Linked DNA regions of Mus musculus: region 1 is linked to region 2. A link is a loop called in an ENCODE intact Hi-C map of the cell type or tissue named here. Cell type or tissue: heart. All regions are shown on one strand.

Region 1 (2,500 bases), 110 kb before region 2:
GGGGAAAAAGGCGGCGGATCAGGAAGTGATGTAAAAAAGGCGCTCCGTTGTTGAGATCCATGGGAATTGTAGTTCAATTAAGATGGACGCTACCCCGCCCATGGTCGTCCTTTCTGAATATGAAACCCTTCTAATTTTTTTCTCCTATAAATCCTAAGAAGATTTTTTTGAGACGCTGTCTTATGTATCTCAGACGGGCTTGGAACTTGCTGCTGTCTTTCTGCTTCTGTTTCCCCAGTGCTGGGACTCGTCAGTTATCATGCCCAGCTTCTAAAATTATTTATTGGGGGGGGGGAACTAGAGATTGAATTTAAATGCTCATACATGGTAGACAAACGTTCTATGTTATCACTAAACTATATCTATAGTCCTCTTTTCGTTTGTTTGTTTTGAGATAAGTTCATTCTAAGATGTCCAGAATAGGCTTTAACTTAAAATAATCTCCATTAAATTCAGAACTCAGGAGTCAAACCAGAGCTCCTTTACTCAGGACAGGAAAATCCAAACTCTGAGTCTTCTGGTTCAGAGCAGATGAGTGAAGACTCATTTCCCTCTTCCTTGGGACTCTGGAATTTCAATCCTCTTCCCTTTCAGGACGTCAATACCATATCTTACATAAATGTAAGTGCTAAATTCTTCCACAACCCTCCCGGAGCACTCATGCCCTCGAACTCAGAATTCTGGGTCCCCAGACTCTCCATCCTTTGGCCCCATGAGTCCAGACTCCCAGCTTTCCCAGTAGTAGTAAGGAGCCCCTCCCGACCCCCTGGACCGGAGTCGGACCGGAGAAATCTAAGTCTCTAACTCAATACTCTCGTAGGAACCAGTGTCTGAGCTATCAACCGCATCCTTCCAAAGCCCAGAAATCCTGGCTGTCGGCCCTTCTAGACCCGGACTTCCCGACTAGGATGAACTGGCTCATGGATTAGGAATGTGGTGATCTCACAGCCCGTCCTGCCCAGTTACCCTGCTGTCCCCCTCCAGGGCCCCAGCTCCCCTCCCAGTCTATCTTCCGTTTGGCTGGGACAGCGGGAACCGGAAGCCTAAGTCCATAGACAGGCCGAGACGCCAGCCTCTAGAACGAAGCTGGGGCAGAGAACTTGGCGACAATCCCAGGGAGGAGGCGGAGATTAATTTTGAGACCTGTGCTGTCCTAAGATCTCCCTATATACGGCCCTGAGAAGGAGCCCCAAGCCACACCTACCAGAAACAGTGGTCCTTAGATAATAACTACCGCAACATTTAATTTGCATATCCCCGCCCCGAAGAAAACTTTTTCGCCCAAAGATGGGGTTTATTAGCATAGCTCCTCCCAAAGGCGGACTGCAGGAGGAGAGCTCGTGGCTGTGCTTAGGGTGGACACAGGGTCATTAGCATATCCCCACCCCTCTTGGAATTCCCCGTTTTTGCAACCTTGTTTCCCCTACCCTTATTAGTCTAGCTCCTCCCTCACTCTGGCCTCGCCTCCTCCAGAAGCATCCGGAGACTCGTGTCCTCTGGCCAAAGCTCATGTTTATGCAGTATTATTAGCATAACCCACCCCTTGGTCTCTCCTGACTCCCCCTAGGCGGTAGCGGCGGCAGCAGCAGCGGTGGCGACATGAGCAGCGGGGCGGCGTCCGGGACTGGGCGGGGGCGGCCCCGGGGCGGGGGGCCGGGACCCAGGGACCCCCCGCCCGGCGAGACTCACAAGCTGGTGGTCGTAGGCGGCGGCGGCGTGGGCAAGAGCGCGCTGACCATCCAGTTCATCCAGGTAGTGGGCCCTCACCGGGGAGGGTTTCCCCGAGATCGAGACTTTGAGCCCTTTGGGTTCCCTGAAACTTTCGCTTCTCCCAGAACCATCATTAAGACCCTCCTAAGAGGATCTCTAACCCTCTGATTGCGACTCCAAATGCCCAGGGCCTCCACCCCCTTCATGAGGGGAAGCTTTCTCCTAATATGTCCTGGGACAAATCACCCTCCTAGAGGTACCTGAGAGCCCTCATCCTAGTCTGTCTAGCCCCGCTCACCAACTGGGAGTACCCTAAATTCCAAACAGTTGCTCCATTCAGACCCCAAGCACTCCCCGAGGCTCTAATCTCCTGATCATTGCCCAGACTTTGATTCTAAGACTCAGCTGGGACCACTCTGTCCTAAAACAGGCACCCTGTAACCCCTGCTTGAAGAGGATTTCCCTTCAGACCTGAGATTTCAGAAAGATCCTGCTACATGACCATCCTGGGAAAACACCAATATCTGGCATACCCCATTCTGCTAAATGCAGCCCCCCATCCTACCCCCAAGGAAAACCAACCATTTCTCCATCCTAAGTTCCCCACTCAAACTCCTTACCCTCAACCCTGAAAACTCTAAGTAGCTCCCATGTCATCTCCAGATTTAAAAAGAAAAGCATAGAACTCAGGTTTTTCACAGCCTCCAGAGACCTGTTACTTGGAAGGTTCTAGGTCCCATAAATAGACCTCTCCTACATCAGGAACCAACCCTCCAGGCTGTTCTCACCC
Region 2 (2,500 bases):
CTGGTGGGCCGGATCTGTCATCCCGGTTGAGGTTGAGGCAGGATGGCAAGTTTAAGACAAGCCTAAGCTCATCGAGGCCAGAGCTGCGCTCACACTGAAAACTACAGCGAGGTCGGGACCGCAGCCCTGCCGTAGAGCGCACGAGGTCCGGGCCTCAGTCTCCATCAAGGGGAAAAAACCTGCTTTACCCAGTGTCCCCGGCTCTGCCGCCGCAGGACTCCCGCGCCGCAGGATGCCCTCCTCCCGCCACAATCCCTCACCCGTTAAGCTCTGAGCTTTAAGAACCAACTCCCGAAGCGCCAGGGACCCCATTACTGCGTAGAGCCCGGATTTCCGAGCCGCCTGAGACGAAGGCATTCGCAGGCATCCTCGCTTCAGCTAATGCGTAAGACAACGAGGACGCCAAGGGATACGCTCCACACCGAAGCGTCGGGGGAAAGCAACTAAACGCTCGAACCTGAATGTCCGCCATCTTCCCGGCCGCCGGAGAAAGGGAGAGGCAGGGCCGCTCCCGGCTTCCTTATTCACCACGCGAGGTCGGGGCGGAAGTGACGCGGGGTTATCCTCACGGAGGTGGGAGGTACTTCCGGCGAGAGCCCGCGTTCCTGGGACTGTCCGTACGCCGCCATGACGGGGGAGGACTAAGGGGCGGGAAGATCCTATCATCTCGCGAGATTTCAGGAGCACGATGTGGAGGAAACGTGCATCATGTGGTACGGCGAGGCTTAGGGCGGAGAAGGCGTGCCGTACGGGTTGGGAAACACGTGCTGGGATTCAGTTTCCAGAGAGAAGCGGCCGTGCAGAGCGGGTCTCAAGAAAGGGGTGAACCGCTTTACAGCAGAGTATCTGCCATACGATGTCAGGAGCAGCCAGCGTCGACCGAATAGTCAACCTTTCTTCCTTTTATTAAAGGCCGACGTCACCAAGGTCGCATGTCCTTTGTTGACAGTATCTCAGGCTGCGCGTCTACCCACACTTTGATGGGTTTATGTCCTGACTACTCGTGGATGAGTGTCTAACCTTAGGTGACCACCCCAGGTAATAGAGGAACCATTTAGCCAGGTGGCAAAAGCTTGTGTCAGTTTCTCGTATTCACCGTTCTAGCCCTGCACAGATGGGCTAGAACAGTATAAAGCATATTTTCAAAATAGATTGACATTTTGAGTGGTGCTGGATCTTTTTAACCCCAGCACTCACGGAGGCATAAGGACTTGGCTTCCAGGTCAGCTAGCTGTAATAAAAACTCTAGTGGTGGTTAACATGGGAAGCATTTTTAAGATTATATGTAAGTACACTGTAGCTGTTCTCAGATACTCCAGAAGAGGGCATCAGATTTCATTATGGATAGTTGTTAGGCACCATTTGGTTGCTGGGATTTGAACTCGGATCCTTCGTAAGAGCAGTCTGTGCTCTTAACCACTGAGCCATCTCGCCAGCCCCCGGAAGGATTTGATGTTTAAAGAACCAGAAGACTCAGGCGTGGTAAATGCCTTTAGTCCCAGCCTTTGTGTCATGGCCTGACCTCCTACAGTCCAGGTACCAGCTCTTGTATCTTGGTGCTGACTTACAGTAACACCATCTAGGACAGGACCCAAGATGTATATCTGCAACTTTTGAGCAACAAAGCCTATCCCGTGAGCAAGGATTCACCCAAAGGGGCCCCCCATGCAGATGACCTGCTGGTGCCCTCTGCCCCTCTCTGCACAGCACACATCGTACACACTTAAGTCAAATAATTTATTAGCACATAAAATCCTCCAGAAAAATACTGCTTTGTGGTCTGCTGGGAAGGAGCAAGGCAGTGCTCCAAGTGTGCACTTGTGAACCCCAGCTCATGTGCAGATCTCATTTTCATAGCTGCAGAATAGGGTACTTGGTCAGGTGGGTGGGGCAGCCCTGCTACTCATTTTCAACACTGAAGCTCAACTGATTCATCCCATGGTTTGCACTTTAATAAAAACTCATGCAGGTGGTGCGCTGTCAGCTCTCTAATGTCCCCTCTACCCACAGGAGCAGTGCCTAAGGAACCTTTGGTCCCCACTTCCCTAGTTGGCGGCGGAGGAAGGGCAGGCCAGGCAGGCATGAGGCAAACAGTCTTTATTGGGTTCACACCAGGAGTCCGTTGGTCTTGAGGACCTCTGTGAACTTGCAGATTTTCTTCTCCACATTCTTTTCTGCCTGTTTCCGTAACCTCTGTGGTGTGAAAAGACACATGTCAGAGCGGTTGCTTCTCACCTGCGCCCCCCTAATCCTGGATCTCAGTGTCCGTCCTCACCAAGATCTGCTTCTTCTTCCGATAGTGCATCTTGGCCTTTTCCTTCCGTTTCTCCTCCAGAGTGGCTGTCACTGCCTGGTACTTCCACCCGACCTCATGCGCCAGACGCCCCAGGTAAGCAAACTGCAGAGGCACAAGGCTGTAAGGACATGGAATGTGCCCCAGCAGCACAAGGGTGAGCCGGAGGGCCTAGGGACCCTATTTCAAGGACTCATCCCCAGCACG

The links. Peaks named below come from ENCODE experiments on the same cell type or tissue, not always from the same donor. Only the 100,000 strongest peaks of a DNase experiment are listed, where the experiment ranks them.
Region 1: it touches region 2 in a loop (2.5-fold over the local background); 2 of 42 quality-filtered maps call a loop at or near these places.

Annotation. Positions count from the first base shown.
Region 1 is chr7:45,016,417-45,018,916 of GRCm38, forward strand. Rras (related RAS viral (r-ras) oncogene) reads left to right here and starts at 1,526. Exons shown (of 6, transcript NM_009101.3): 1 at 1,526-1,752. The coding sequence starts at 1,600. In heart, a CTCF peak has its summit at 1,560; DNase peaks (open chromatin) are centred at 1,065 and 1,255; H3K4me3 peaks cover 2,500 bases; H3K27ac peaks cover 2,376 bases.
Region 2 is chr7:45,123,840-45,126,339 of GRCm38, forward strand. Rps11 (ribosomal protein S11) reads right to left here and starts at 550. Exons shown (of 5, transcript NM_013725.4): 1 at 458-550. The coding sequence starts at 472. It overlaps Rpl13a (ribosomal protein L13A), which reads right to left. Exons shown (of 8, transcript NM_009438.5): 7 at 2,276-2,398; 8 at 1,724-2,193. The coding sequence ends at 2,107. In heart, a CTCF peak has its summit at 1,297 (motif pointing right); DNase peaks (open chromatin) are centred at 602 and 2,442; H3K4me3 peaks cover 2,408 bases; H3K27ac peaks cover 2,328 bases.